2 separate regions of the Homo sapiens genome follow, and region 2 is linked to region 1. Evidence: chromatin loops called from intact Hi-C (ENCODE). Cell type or tissue: gastrocnemius medialis. All regions are shown on one strand. Each heading gives the region's core, and the rest is flanking DNA. Links, peaks and the distances in the headings are about the cores only.

Region 1 (7,294 bases), core at 1,601-5,600:
ATCCTTTTGAAGTAAGTGTTATCTTCATTTTTACTTTTTCAAAATCACATGCTTAATTCAGTTGTCTTCCCTTATTTGAGGGGGTTACGTTCCATTTAGTATTTTCTTTTTTTTTGAGAGAGAGTCTCGCTCTTTCGCCCAGGCTGGAGTGCAGTGGCAGGATCTCGGCTCACTGCAAGCTGCACCTCCCGGGTTCACGCCATTCTCCTGCCTCAGCCTCCAGAGTAGCTGGGACTACAGGCGCCTGCCACCGTACCTGGCTGATTTTGTATTTTTTAGTAGAGACGGGGTTTCACCATGTTAGCCAGGATGGTCTCGATCTCCTGACCTCTTGATCCACCTGCCTTGGCCTCCCAAAGTGCTGGGATTACAGGTGTGAGGCATCGCGCCCGGCCCCATTTAGTATTTTCAGACCACAATTGACTGCAGGCAACTGAAACTGCAGATAACGGGAAAATACTGTATATACTAGGATCCTTTTGGTTGCAAGTAAAAGAAGACCTACCCCAGACTGATTCAAATAACAAAGATAATTTACTGGTTTTTGTGACTGAGAAGTCCAACCATGGGGTGTGTTTCAGGTATGGTTCAATCCAGGGATTCGTGTTGGTATTAGGGATCTGATCCCTTGTCCTAGGACTGTCTTGGCTCTGCCTTCCTATGTATGTGGGCCTCACCATCATGCTGTCTTCAACTCATGGTGACAAAAACAGCCTCAGAAGATTCAGGCCTTACGAATGAACGCCACATCAACCATAGAAGAGCCAGCAACTTTGACCCAGGATTACAAGCAGAAGTCATGAAATTCACTAAGACTAGATTGACTCAAGTCATGTGTTTGCCTTAAACCAGTCATTGTGGCCAGAGAAATGGACTGGCTACAGTGACTTGGCTTGACCTAGGATATGTGACCTAGGACATATGTCAGCTTCAGAAATATAATCAAGGAGAGATTGTTTGCTAGGAGGAAATGAGTGCTGGAGAGGCCATCCACAGATGGCCACTACAGGGACAGGGCTAGGATGGGCATGTATTGCTCTCTGTCTGGCTCCAGAGCCTTTTAATTTTCCCCATAGCAGTGTTTAATAGCTTCTCTGTTGGTGCCATTCCTCAGGAAGCCTTTGGTCTTAAGTCACTCCCTAGTGGTTGCCCACATCATCAAATTGTTCAGAAACTCTATATTCTCAACTCTAAAACAAGGAGGTTGGACTTCATTAATTCAGCATATATTTGCTGAGTACCTACTATGCCAAGCTCTAGGACAGGGGCCGGAGATATAATTATGTGCAATGTGGACATGTCCTCTGTCCTTTTAGGGCTTATTGACTAGTAGAAGAGACAGGAATGAAAAATGATGAGACAGATGTAAGATGGAGCTCTAGGCCAGACGCGCTGGCTCACGCCTATAATCCCAGCACTTTGGGAGGCTGAGGTGGGTGGATCACAAGGTCAAGAGATTGAGACCATCCTGGCCAACATGGTAAATCTCGTCTCTACTAAAAATACAAAAATTAGTTGGGCGTGGTGGTGTGCGCCTGTAGTCCCAGCTACTGGGGAGGCTGAGGCAGAAGAGTTGCTTGAACCCAGGAGGCGGAGGTTGCAGTGAGCCAAGATCGTGCCACTGCACTCCAGCCTGGTGACAGAGCAAGATTCTGTCTCAAAAAAAAAAAAAAAAGATGGAGCTCTAATACACGCCTGGCTCTTATCCTTATCAAATAGTTAATGAATGAAATAATCACACAAATATATAATATTAAACTGTGTTAAACTGTGTTCAGGCTACAATGGGGAGCTGTGAGAGCATCTCCAGGGAGGACTGTAATAGTAAGCTGAAAACCCAGGATAGGGCCTTGGGCTATTCAGGGGCTGGGGCTGGCGTGGAGGGTAGTAGGGCCCATGAGGTCCTTTCTGGCCTTGACAGACTCTGATGTCGTCAGAATTAATGAGGCCTCGGTCCTGATCTCTGAGAGAGCTGTAAGATAAGTTAGCTATCACGCTTTGTATAATAATCATTTGTGTTCTTAGAGTGGCGAATCTCCATTTGAGCCTGCTCTTCATGTTCATCCAAATTTCAGATTCCTTAAAAATGATATTTCTTGTTTCTCCAGACCTTTTAAAAAATATTGTGGAAGGTTCTTCCCTGTAATAGGTGAGTCCTGGTTGGTCCAAGCCCAGTTCAGTGCCTCTTCCCTAGTCTCCCCCAGCCTCCCAAACTCATAGCGCCTCTTCCTCTGGGTTCGCCAACACTCGTGGTCTCTGCCTCCTGTGGGGCATCTGCTTCCTTAGCCATCTTTCTGTGGGACTTTTCCAAAAGGTTATAAGTGGTGATTACTGGAAAAGGAGGTGTGGGTTGCTCATGGATTCCTAGAATGGCTTGTTTCCACAGACACCTGGAAGAAAAACCAACACTGTGTGTACAAGGAAGGATCATGCTTTCCTGAAAAAACAGACAGATTCCATAGTCTTTTAAAGGTTCTAAATTGAGGCGTGCTTTGGAATAGTTTTCATTTCCTGGAGACCGCTTCTGGCTTATCTGCCACTGCGCCATCCTACATTTTTTCCATCAACTCTGTCATCATCATCTACCCTTTTAAGAGAAAAATCTTTTAAAAGCAAGTGGGAGTAGAAAAGCTTTTTTTTTTTTTTCTTCCCCCCCTCTAATCACAGCCTGAAGTTTCCTTCCATTCCTAGAATGGCAGGTTCTAATGGAAGTAAGAGATGGTGTCAGGATTAGCTAACTTTATTCTTAGTTTTTTTTTCCTTATCAATGCTAGTGGCAACACATTGATTGTGTTAATAACCCCAGACTTGTGCTAAGTGGAGATTTGGGGATGACCTCACTTTTTTTTTTTTGAGACGGAGTCTCGCTCTGTCGCCCAAGCTGGAGTGCAGTGTTGCGATCTCGGCTCACTGCAAGCTCCACCTCCTGGGCTCACACCATTCTCCTGCCTCAGCCTCCCAAGTAGCTGAGACTACAGGCACCTGCCACCACACCCAGCTGATTTTTTTTTTTTTTTGTATTTTTAGTAGAGACGGGGTTTCACTGTGTTAGCCAGGATGGTCTCAATCTCCTGACCTCATGATCTGCCCACCTCGGCCTTCCGGAGTGCTGGGATTACAGGCGTGAGCCACCGCACCCGGCTGTTATGCTTTTTCTTTTATTGACTGATGTGTACAGAAAAATTGGGGGGTGAAGAACAGTACATTTCTTAACTCTTCCAAAAATTGCTTGTTGCAATAACAAGGCACTGAAACAACACAAAAAGTCCACATTTGTCTGTTGAAGAGGAAAGAGGGAAAGAGAAAAAGGATGGAGGAAAAGGTGGGTTATCAGGCTAGGCAACATTTCCAGTGAGGCAGCATCTTTTTAACCTTGCATTTGCATAGTGTCTCTTGAATCCAACTCTCTTTCTTTCTCTTTGTGTGTGTGTGTGTGTGTGTGTGTGTGTGTCACTGTGTCTCAATGTGTTCTTTCCTGGGTTTTGTGGCAGGGTTCCAGGGACAGCAGAGCTGCAAATCTCCTGCAAATTTGCATATCCTTTTTATGCTCAAGTGAATCAATAGTGAACAATTGTTCCCTGTTCTTGGACAGCAGCCTGAAATCCATATTGCTCTGTGTGCATTGGTGAAATTTGGTAATCTCAGAACTCAGAACTCGAGCCCATCCTGGCTGAGGTGTAGTGGCAGGGCCTTATTCTGATTGGGCACTCAATAAATATTTGTCAAATGGATATCCGGAATATCAAACCAAAGTTGGGGGTGTTTGTATCCCAGACTGGTGCTGTCAATTCTTTCACCATGCTTGGGAGAGAGTGCCAGAAGAGGACTTGGCAATGTCTCAGCATTCCAGGTCTTTGGACTGTATTTCCTTTCTGTGCTCTGCTGGTTCTATGAAGCAGTAGAGCCAGAAATTCAGGACATGAGGTGGGGCTGGAACATTCTGGAATCTTGGAAACTTGATGAAGTGGGAGCAGCTGTTTCTGATTCTTGGGGGAAGAGCAAGTCCTCTGCTTTGACACAGTGAGGCTGGCCTGCCTGGCACAGTGTGGAGAGGGAGGTCGGCACTGATTTCTGTCTTCACTACCTCTGACGGGGGCTCTTTCCTGACCTGTTGGTGACAGAAGGAGTTGCTGCAAACCACTTGGCTTTGATGAAATCGATTCTTGCTGGAGATTTTCCTTTAAGAAGCCTCCAGACAAGTGAGCTGGGGCACGGCTAATCTTCATCTGTGTTGGGTTCTTGGAGTGGATTGAAAAGTGCTGATAGAGATATTGTGATTGGTGTTTGGTTTGCTTTTTCTCTGATTGAACAGCAACTATTTGGATTCAGCCTTTTGCTTGTGCTGTGTTAATTTTGGTATTTCATTTCTTGCTCCATAGTTGTGAACTACTAAGATGTTCTGGAAAGGCAAACCAGAAAGCTGGGAAGTGTTCTGGACTGGCTTCTCAGGAGATAGTCTTCCTGGGGGCATGTTGTCTGAAGGTTTGTTTTTTCTATCCAGTTGCAAGGACAGCATAGAGAGCCCCTCTTAGCATAAAGCCAATGAGAGTGTGAGTAGTTCATGAGGCCATCTTGGCACCATGGCCAGTGTGGAGGAAAGGCAAAATCAGTTTGGTCAGTGGCCACACAGCGAAGGCGGAGTCCTTTAGAGCAAGGGGAGCTTTGAGATCTATCTCTAGCAGCCACATGGCTTACAATAAAGCTCAACCTTGAAAGCATTTACAGACTAGAGCAATGAGGAGAACAAATCTCCTGGTAGTAATGTGAGATGCAGAGGCCATGAGGAGGCATGCTGCATTTCTGTTGCCAAGCCCTTGGTCCGTAATACTGCAGTTTGTTTACAAGCCCCTGCTGATAGTCTGTGGACCTCTTGAGAACCTATTTAGGAACCAGGAAAAGACCAGCGTTAATCAGGGAGGAAAGGGGATAAAGAAGCAGTATTGAAACACTGAATCTGGCCGTTTACCAAAGAAACTGCTATTCCTTATGAAGGGAGGATTAACTGTTAATAAGCTCCCAATTATTATAGGTAAATATGTATTTGTAAAGATACCTGCTTTATTCTGTAGATCACTCATAGTGATTTTTAAAATTTTTCAGCCCTTTCATTTCTCTACTTTGTTGAAAAACATGTTCAGATACTGTTAATGTTGACCCCAACTGGGATGTCAAAATCCTTGTGCAGATAAGGGACATGTCATGCCACACATACAAAAGGATTAGACTGTCTAGGATAGTATCAATCTTGTGGCTACGTTGACATCTTTGTGGCTCGTATGTGAACACACACACACATTTTGTCATATTCAGTGGACATAGTACTGGGTCCTGCATGACCCCTCAACTTACTCATGAGCTCCTGATCATCTCTGTGATGGGGGTAAATCCCAACCTCTGTTTATTCATGTTCCTCATTTAAATCTCACAGATGTACTCCCAGAGTGCTCCGAAGGTATCTGGAGCTACAGGTATGAAAGGGGATATAAAAGACTTTGAAGGTGGCTGGAACCTATTGTTCGGTGGATGCCTTGGGCTGTGTTTTTTCATGTTTTCCATTCTGGTGTTGCCCCCAGGATGATATTTGAAAGGTGTGGATGTTTACTTTTTAGAACACAGGAGTTAGTCTTGCATCTTCCTTGGAAGGACTTCAGCAATCTGCAAATGGAAAGTAGCCTGATAAATTTCTGATCCTCATCCAGCTGTTACTGCCAGTCTGGTTGTGAAATGTGACAGGGCCGTGGCCAATTGTGTGATGTTGGAATATGTTGCCTCTGAAATTGCTGTCTATCCTCTACATTGCTATGTGAATTAAGAAGGAGTGACTGGCAGTGATCAGGAGGTCTAAATCGCATTTTGCATCTGCCTATACAGGAGTTATTGGTTTTCCATTTATCACAAGATATTCTTCCAGGGGCCCTTTGCAAGGGGTTGCAAACATATGGAGCTTCATTCCAGCCCGAGACTATGCTTGTGGAAAGATACTTAAAAGTATAAAATAGGACACAGATGACAACTAATATCGATAATGAGACAAGAAAATTATGGTCCTGGATGTCTGCCCTCGGAGGGATTAGGACTCCAGCCTGAGTCTGGAAGACCAGACAGGATTTGAAAAATGGAGAGAGCAAGGGAGGAACATTTCAGGCAGGGGAATGACACACAAATGAGGAGCTAGGAGTAGATGGAGTATGTTGGGGACAGTTATAGAGTCTTACAAAGTGGGTTTATGTATGTCCTAAGAGAATCGGGTAAAATGGGATGGAAAAGTAGGAGTGGGGTAGACATCATAACGCTTTGGATGACAGAAACCCCAAATTGGCTTAAACAATAAAGACAATGCATTGGCTCAATAACTGGAAAAAGACCTACTTTTCAAGTTGCACACAGGGTTCTCTAGGTGTGTCTTCCTAGGCCTAGATTTCCTGGTGCTCACCAGAAGGCAGCTAGTAGTAGCCAGGGTTCCCTGGTTGTTCACTCACACCCATAACCATCAAACAAAAGACCTGACATTTATTCCGCCTAACTAACATGGCAGCCAGGGGAAATGCCATGTGCTTAGAATTGGGTTCCTGTTCATCCCACAGCTAATCAGAATACGGTTGAAATTGTGCTGATTAGGTTATGCTGGTAAACATCAACCTCTGGAGCTAAGTTTGGGGCCAGATCCTGTGGCTGCTATGTAGTGATTTCCCAAAGGAAAATCTATCCAGGCAGAAAGGAATGGTAGGATGGAGGGTGGATTTACAACAAAAATAATGTCGACTCAAGGATAAAATTATGGGTGGATTTGAATCCTAGGGTAAATAATCTTGAGGAATCCAAGACTTTATTCTATAGTTAGATCCACTTGGAGTTATTACTGTATCTGTCTTGGTCCTTGATAGGAGTGTGTAATGGTTTGCCACTGGTCTTAACTATATCTGCTTATGCCCAGAAAAGTTCTTTGGTAGCTAGTTTGCTTTCTTATCCTCATCTGCTTTAGCTGTTTAGTAGGACTGTACATGTAGAGTCAATTAGCTGCCTTTAATTGAGACCCTACGGAGTGTAAAACATGAATGGCTTTGGAGGGAGACCTTTCCTTCTTCCTGTAGGGCTCCCTGAGAGCCATACTCCAGTTACTTAAGATTCTTCTGTTCGGTTATTCCATTTAGTCTTCCATTTGTTCAGATTAACACTAATCACAAATCATGTGGGATCGCTGAAGTTTATTTATTATTATTTTAATTGAGACAGGGTTTCACTTTAATTGAGGCTGGTTTCTAATACCTGTACCCAAGCAGTCCTTCCACCTCAG
Region 2 (7,294 bases), core at 1,655-5,654, 110 kb before region 1:
TGTGGCTCTGGGTGGGAACCGGGGTTGGCGGGGGTTGGGGGGGTAGTGGTGAGCCCTAAGCAATCACTCAAGCGGGGTGCAGTGATCTTGTGATGGTACTGTTTCAGGAAGGAGGAGGAGAAGATGCCTGGTAGCAAACTGAGGAGAGGCCTGTGTGGTTGGATGGTTCTGCCTGGGATATCTGAGTTTGCTGTTCTGGGAAGCCAGGAGGATGAACTGATTCATCGGTTGGTGAAAGCCCCTGAACCTTTCCCTTTAGGTGCTTCGAAAATCGAAAGACTTATCGTTTATGAAAAGCACATGTGTTAAGATCGTGTCTAGCCAACTCTGCATTGTGGTTTCTAGCTGGTGAGACGTCTCCCCACCCGACTTGAGACCTGTCTTGGCCAGGGTTTAGTTACCCCCTCTAATTTTTTGGCATGCTGGGTTTGTAGTTTAGCAGGGAACTTCACTCTGGCCGATGTATTTAATTGCTGGTGTGTTTTGGAGAAGCTAGAGAGAGGAAGTAGTCTGGAAGTTTTCTTTAGACATGCCAACAGGTTTGGGTTAATTTTGGGGGTGGGAACTGGAAGATGCTGTGGCCCCTGGTCAAGGTGCCTGGGGTGGTTTGGTCATTTTTATTGTGAATTGCTAAAACATCAGGCACACCAATATCAGAAATACCAGAAACTTTCTAGAAGCAAACATAACTTAATGCTGAAGTGTTTGCATCTCTGTGTAGTTTCCTTGGCAAAGATTATTCAGGCCCATAATAATGTAATTGAGATAATATGTTTTCCTGAGAACTGTCGTGTCCTTTCAGCCTGTACGTGACTTATCCAAGATCACTGGTTAAGGTTTTTACATAACCGATATAAATGCGGAGACTTCCTGAGAGACCTGGCCCGAACTGATAAGAAAAAAGGTTTTGATTTTATGATGATTCCAATTTAGTGATATTCCTAAACTAGTTTATTCTAGTTCTCCTTTGAGTCCCCTGGAATGTATATATAAGTGTACAGATTTTAAAAAGGAAAAAATTAGGTCTTTGTGGCTGTGTTTACATATTCTGAACACTTATTGGACTTCTGTTGTAAGCTAGCATTTATTGGTGTTTCAGAGGTGGAAAATTCCATTACAGTTCAATTGACTTTGGAGAACATACCAGTGTCTAGAAAGTTAAACAACTGTTTTGTGTCTTAAGTGGAAAGCAAATTTGTATGACTTTGGAAATAGTGTATCTGTCTTATTGGGCCAATCATGGTTAAATTGAAGACATGGAAACTATCAAAAACAATTACAACTGTTATTTTCTGTCCAAACTCTTCCCGGTTAGAGGAATCTTGGCCTCAATTAGAACTTTAGCTTCTGTTTTGTTCGCTAGATGTTTTTACTCTCAATTACCCTTAATCTGGATTATTTGCGAGGTAGCAATTTTTGTTAGGAGGAGGTAGCACTTGTTTGAGTTAATGATTTGCACCACATTTTTGGGGATGGTGACTTTAATACTTTAATTCTGCAGGAGTTCAGATGTATAGTGGACAGATCTCATCTCTGTTTGAGACTTAGTCAAACGAACCAATAAATATTTATTGAGCATTTACTGGTACCCTGCATTGTGCTCAAACCCCATGTCGATCATGAGTAAAGTATAAGTCATGGCCCGGTATGTCAGATTGAACAGTAAGATGGTTAGAGGGAACAATCCACAAGGTAATGTAGAAGTGTGAGTAATTCAGGATAAATTGTTTGGGACAGTTACTGAGTGATACTCACTTTAGCCATTGGAGAGATCAATTTGGTCTAGAAGTCTCAAAGGCTTCCTGGAGGAGGCGAGAAAGATGATAAACAGGAAAAGCCAAAAAAAAAAAATACACAAAAACACCCAGCTCCTTCCAGGATGATAGTAATAATTTGGATGATCAAGCACAAGGGAGGATCTGAGAGACTGATACCTTGCTCTGGATTCTTGTTAGAAATAATGACCTTGAGCTGACTTTTGAGCTCCAGGCCCACTGAGTGAGGCTTGAGGGGAAACGACTTTTAACAGGTAAACATCTCTCTGAAGGGCTCCCAGGGTTTAAGCAGAGGACTCTGCCTACCATAGTGTCCCCAGTCCTTGGTCACAAGCCTGCTGGAGCATGTGAAACTGTGTAGAGCTTTTCCCTTTGGAGAAGGGAAATATACTTACATATGTGCATATACATTAAAGTGAACATTAAAAAAAGACCTAGTTCAATAACATTTTTGAATCTGAGATGAGAGCAGCACAGCAGTAGGGATAAACAACTAATTAAGGCCGAATGTTCTCTACATATTTGTGGAATATAATTTGACTGTGCACTGATGACATGTTAAACACAAAATTAGATACTTACATAATTAGGCAATTTAAACATATGTCATATCCCGAAGTCACCGGAACAGGTAACGGTAAATGTGACCATACTGCTTGTTTGGTTTCTCAGGGTTTGTGCCTGGAAGGATCACATGTAGCCTGAGACTCTGGAATTTTGAAACCAAACATTGACAAGTGGCTTGTTTGATTTGGTAGTTTAAGTTTGGATGCTGAAAGAATCTTTATAGCTCAGCAAACATGGACTTGTGCAGCTTTCTTTAGCTTTCTCCATTTGGAAAAACATTCAGAAAGAAGAAAGGGAAAATGGCATCAGTCGTTCCTCAAATATATAAATAAAATAAAGGAAATTTCTAAAAATGGAAGACCAGAAACCCATGTATATTTAATTCTATGCCTCTGTGCAGCTTGGTGTAAATATTTTGTGGATTTCATCTCTATTGGAACAAAATATCAGGGATACAAATGTAGAGTGGGTGAGCTCCAGGCCTTGGGCCCCGGGCATGGTCCCAGGCCCATCTCTTGCTCTGGGTTAATGGGACTTCTGGAACGCTCCTTGGAAAGGACGTGTTGCTCTTTTAGCTCCTGAATGCAGACAACAAATTCACTTGTGACTCAGAATCATAGCAGGCCTCGTCCTGGTGTAATAGCAGTTGGGCTGTATTCCTTCAGTGTCTCAGTGTGTGTATGTTTAATTAAATTTTTTTACTTTTTATTAGTGTATCTTTATTAGATTTTTTATCGAATTTTTTATTAGGTCCTCTGGAAAAGAAACACTCTGGGAAAGTAATCCTCTAATTGAAGACAAAATGACCATTTTAGTCTGTTTCATGATGCAAAACTAAATACCTGAGGCTGGGCAATTTTCAAAGAACAGACATTTATTTGTCTCAGAGTTCGGGAGGCTGAGAGGTCCAAAATCAAAGTGCTGGCTTCTGGTGAGGGCCTTCTTGCTGTGTCCTCACATGGTAGAAGGGCAAAAGAGCAAATCCACTCCTGCAAGTGCTTTTATAGTGGCATTAATCCACTCATGAGGTTGGAGCTCTCTTGACCTAAACACCTCTCAACACTGTTGCATTGGGGATTGTTTCTAACATATGAATTTTGGATCGTACACAGGGTACCATATTGAGATGATGTATGTGAAGGCACTTTGAAAAGAACCGGAGGCATGCTAATGTGTGTTATGTGATTTGATTTAATTTAATTTTTAAATGTTTTGAGGTTTGGGTTCTTAGAGGTGAAGAAACTGCAGGAGGTGTTTTATGGAGCTTTTACTGTGTTCTTGGCAATATACTAGGAGTTGTTTTGCTCCTTCGAGTACATGTATTTTGGCCATGACTAATTTAAGGTCCTTTGGTTTATGCCCTAGAATGCATATTTATAGAGTTTCTACGCCTCTTGTGAAACATGCTGACTCCAGAAAATCCCTCACATAACTGGCAGGGGAGAGAGAAGTGTCTGTGCCCTATTTTCCTACGAGCCAAGGAGAAGCCCTTGCCAGGCAGGCATGGGGAGTACTCATCCAGATGTGTTTGACATAGTTTCTGAAATAGACCACAGCATATGCCACTTGGTTTCTATTTTAAGATAGGTATGTTGACAGAGGCATTGGTCCCCAAATAGAGGGGCAGAGGGTGTGAGATGTGTACTCCTAGGGAGAGGAACTGGGTGTCTTTATTTGGTGATGTGAATTTCAACCTGAAATACAAATCATGGTGTTTTCTGGGAAGAAGACTGCAGCCCTGACAGGGCTCCAGCCTGGGCGTTTCATTCAGAGGCTCTCACCTATACCTGTTGCTGGCCACAGGGACCCAGGGGACAATCTGACACAGAAGCCTGAGGGTTTTTGCCTTGTAACTTCTTGTTGTATCTGAATTAAGTCAACTCTAAGGCTGTGGTATCCCTCTGGACTAATCGATTCCTGGTCCAGGAGGCCTGATTCCAAAGTTCTGAAACTCCATAGGGCCTGCTGAGAACCAGAGGACAAATCCCTGTACCACCTGACTGTCACCGAGGCAGACCGCTGGGGCATACCACCTCTGTTTCTAGTCTTGGTGTTAGCCAATCTCAGGGGTGTGAATTCTCTATTTAGTCCTCTTGACTATGGACTGTGATTGTGTTACCTGCTTGCTTCGGGTCTGCTCACAGACTGAGTTGTGTTTTCTGCTTTTGAGTCAAGGTTGTCACTCACTGGTTTTTTTCCCCCAGATGGCCTTTGTACATAAGGGCCCCTGTTCTGGTGTAAGGGATACTAATCTTATCATACCTGCCTCAGTTATTTGAAGCTTGAATGAATCGAGTCTCCTGTCCAGATTCACTTCCCTTCTTGTGGATCACTTGAGATCAGGAGTTCAAGACCAGCCTGGCCAACGTGGTGAAACCCTGCCTCTACTAAAAATACAAAAATTAGCCAGGAGTGATGGCAGGTACCTGTAATCCCAGCTACTCAGGAGGCTGAGGCAGGAGAATCACTTGAACCCAGGAGGCAGAGGTTGCAGTGAGCCGAGATCACGCCACTGCACTCCAGCCTGGGTGACAGAGCAAGATTCTGTCCCCCCGCCCCCGCCCAAAAAAAAGATTGTCTCCCTAATTTAGGCTCATCTGTCCTCCTTTCTTTTTAATACAATTTTAATTTTCAAAAAGTTAAATTTCACATGTAAAAATTTTAAAAAGTAGAAAGAGGCATGCAGTGAAAAGTAACTTTGCTCCAATCCATCCACTAAAAACTAAGGTCCCTTCCTAAAGGCAACCACTGTTAGTGGTATTTGTATATTATCCTGGAAGTGGTCTATGTATATGTGTCTTTATGTTCTGACTCCCTTCCCCTCTGAATATATAGTATATAAGGTGTGTGTACTTAAGCATCTTACTTAAAAAAAGTTAACATTGTAAGTTATATCCTATTAGATTATATAGAATAGCCTCATTCTTTTTTAACAGCAGTTTTATATTCCATTATAGTATATTCCATTTCGTCTTTTAACTGGCTCCCTATTGACATTTGGGTCTTTTTTTTATCTTTTGCTGATGTGTGTGCACTCTTGTGCATGCGCGCGCTCTTTCCCTTGCTTGCAAGTGTGAGTACAGCTGTGGGATAAAGTCCTAAAACAGTTAAGTCAGAAAGTATGTTCATCTTTAATTTAATATTGCTAAATTGTCCTCCAAAGAAGTTGTATCATTTTTAATCATTTAACCAACAATGTATGAGAGTGCCTGTTCCCAGGAGTCCTCGCCAACACAGTGTATTGTCAGACTGCCTATATTTGCCAGTCCGCTAGGTAAAAATGGAATCTCATATCACTTATGATGTGTGATGTGAGGTTGAGCATTTTCTTTTTCCTTCAACTTTTAAGTTCAGGGGAACATGTGCAGGATATGCAGGTTTGTTACATAGGTAAATGTGTGCCATGGTGGTTTGCTGCACAGATCAACCCATCACCTAGGTATTAAGCCCAGCATCCATTAGCTATTCTTTCTGATGCTCTCCTTTCCACCCCCAGACCCCAAAGTGTGTTGTTTCCCGCTATGTGTCCATGTGTTCCCATCATTCAGCTCCCACTTATCAGTGAGAACATGCAGTGTTTGGTTTTTCTGTTTCTGCCTTAGTTTGCTGAGGATGATGACTTCCAGCTCCATCCATGTCCCTGCAAAGGACCAAGATCTTGTTCTTTTTTATGGCTGCATAGTATTCCATGGTGTATATGTTCCACATTTTCTTTATCCAGTCTATCATTGATGGGCATTTGGGTTGATTCCGTGTCTTTGCTATTGTGAATAGTGCTGCAGTGAACATACGCATGCATGTATCTTTATAGTAGAATGATTTATATTCCTTTGGGCATATACTCAATAATGGGATTGCTGGGTCAAATGGTATTTCTGCCTCCAGATCTTTGCAGAATTGCCACACTATCTTCCGCGATGGTTGAACTAATTTACACTACCACCAACAGTGTAAAACCATTCATTTTTCTCCGCAGAAGTTGACTGTCTTTATATGCTTAAGTCATTTTTATTTCTTTTTCTCTTCACTTTTTGTGTCTGCTGTCTATTTGTCTATTGTGTTGTTGTCTTTTTCTTATTGATTTGTATTTGATTTTTAAAATTATTTTTATTTATTTTTTTGAAATGGAGTTTTGCTCTTGTCACCCAGGCTGGAGTGCGATGGCGCGATCTTGGCTCACTGCAACTTCTGCCTCCCGGGTTCGAGCAACTCTCTTGCCTTAGCCTCCCAAGTAGCTGGGATTACAGGCGCCTACCACCTTGCCTGGCTAATTTTTGTATTTTTAGTAGAGATGGGGTTTTGCCATGTTGGCCTGGGTGGTCTTGAACTCCTGACCTCAGGTGATCCACCCTCCTTGGCCTCCCAAAATGCTAGGATTACAGGCGTGAGCCACCATGCCAGGCCTTGCTGTTTATGTATTATGGAAATTAGCATCTGTCACATGCTGTGAATACTTTCCCTCATTTTGTCTTTGTCACTAGCTTTTTCACTGCACAAAATTTGTTTTATGTAGTCAAATTTATTAATCTTTATGAATTTTGGATTTTGTATCATGCTCCATGATATCACTGTTGCCTGCCTTCTCCACTCTATCAGGATGTTTCTTGTGCCTACTTGTTTCAAACTTACGTCACAAACACATTTCTCCGTACTTCCCATTGCTTTCTGCATCACAGATGTCCTGCTAACCTCCTGTTTGACCTGCAGTTCTAATTCAGTTGTCTGCCTCATCATTTATTCAGTCATCCATTGATCTATTAGTTCATTGATTCCACGTTCCCTCTGAGTTCCAGGCACTGTGCTGTGTGTTAAGGATACAGTGGTGCGTATCTGTCCTATGCTCAGGAGCTCATGGAAAGCATAGCCAGGCTTCCACTTAGGTGGAATTCAAACTAACAGTCCTTGGCAACTGCAGGGAGTGCTGTGCGGGAGGACCTGGTGTTCTACCCTGG

Evidence for each region. Peaks named below come from ENCODE experiments on the same cell type or tissue, not always from the same donor. Only the 100,000 strongest peaks of a DNase experiment are listed, where the experiment ranks them.
Region 2: it touches region 1 in a loop (9-fold over the local background); 1 of 110 quality-filtered maps calls a loop at or near these places.

The regions. Positions count from the first base shown.
Region 1 is chr15:62,542,095-62,549,388 of GRCh38, forward strand. All of the region lies in intron 1 of TLN2 (talin 2), which reads left to right. Among named protein-coding and RNA genes, the nearest start is that of MGC15885, 99 kb to the right of the region's middle. In gastrocnemius medialis, for the core only: no CTCF peak of the experiment used is centred there; DNase peaks (open chromatin) are centred at 3,507 and 3,967; H3K4me3 peaks cover 1,721 bases; H3K27ac peaks cover 2,552 bases.
Region 2 is chr15:62,429,096-62,436,389 of GRCh38, forward strand. The region is part of intron 1 of TLN2 (talin 2); the gene reads left to right. Among named protein-coding and RNA genes, the nearest start is that of TLN2, 42 kb to the left of the region's middle. In gastrocnemius medialis, for the core only: no CTCF peak of the experiment used is centred there; DNase peaks (open chromatin) are centred at 2,953, 3,836 and 4,368; H3K27ac peaks cover 2,754 bases.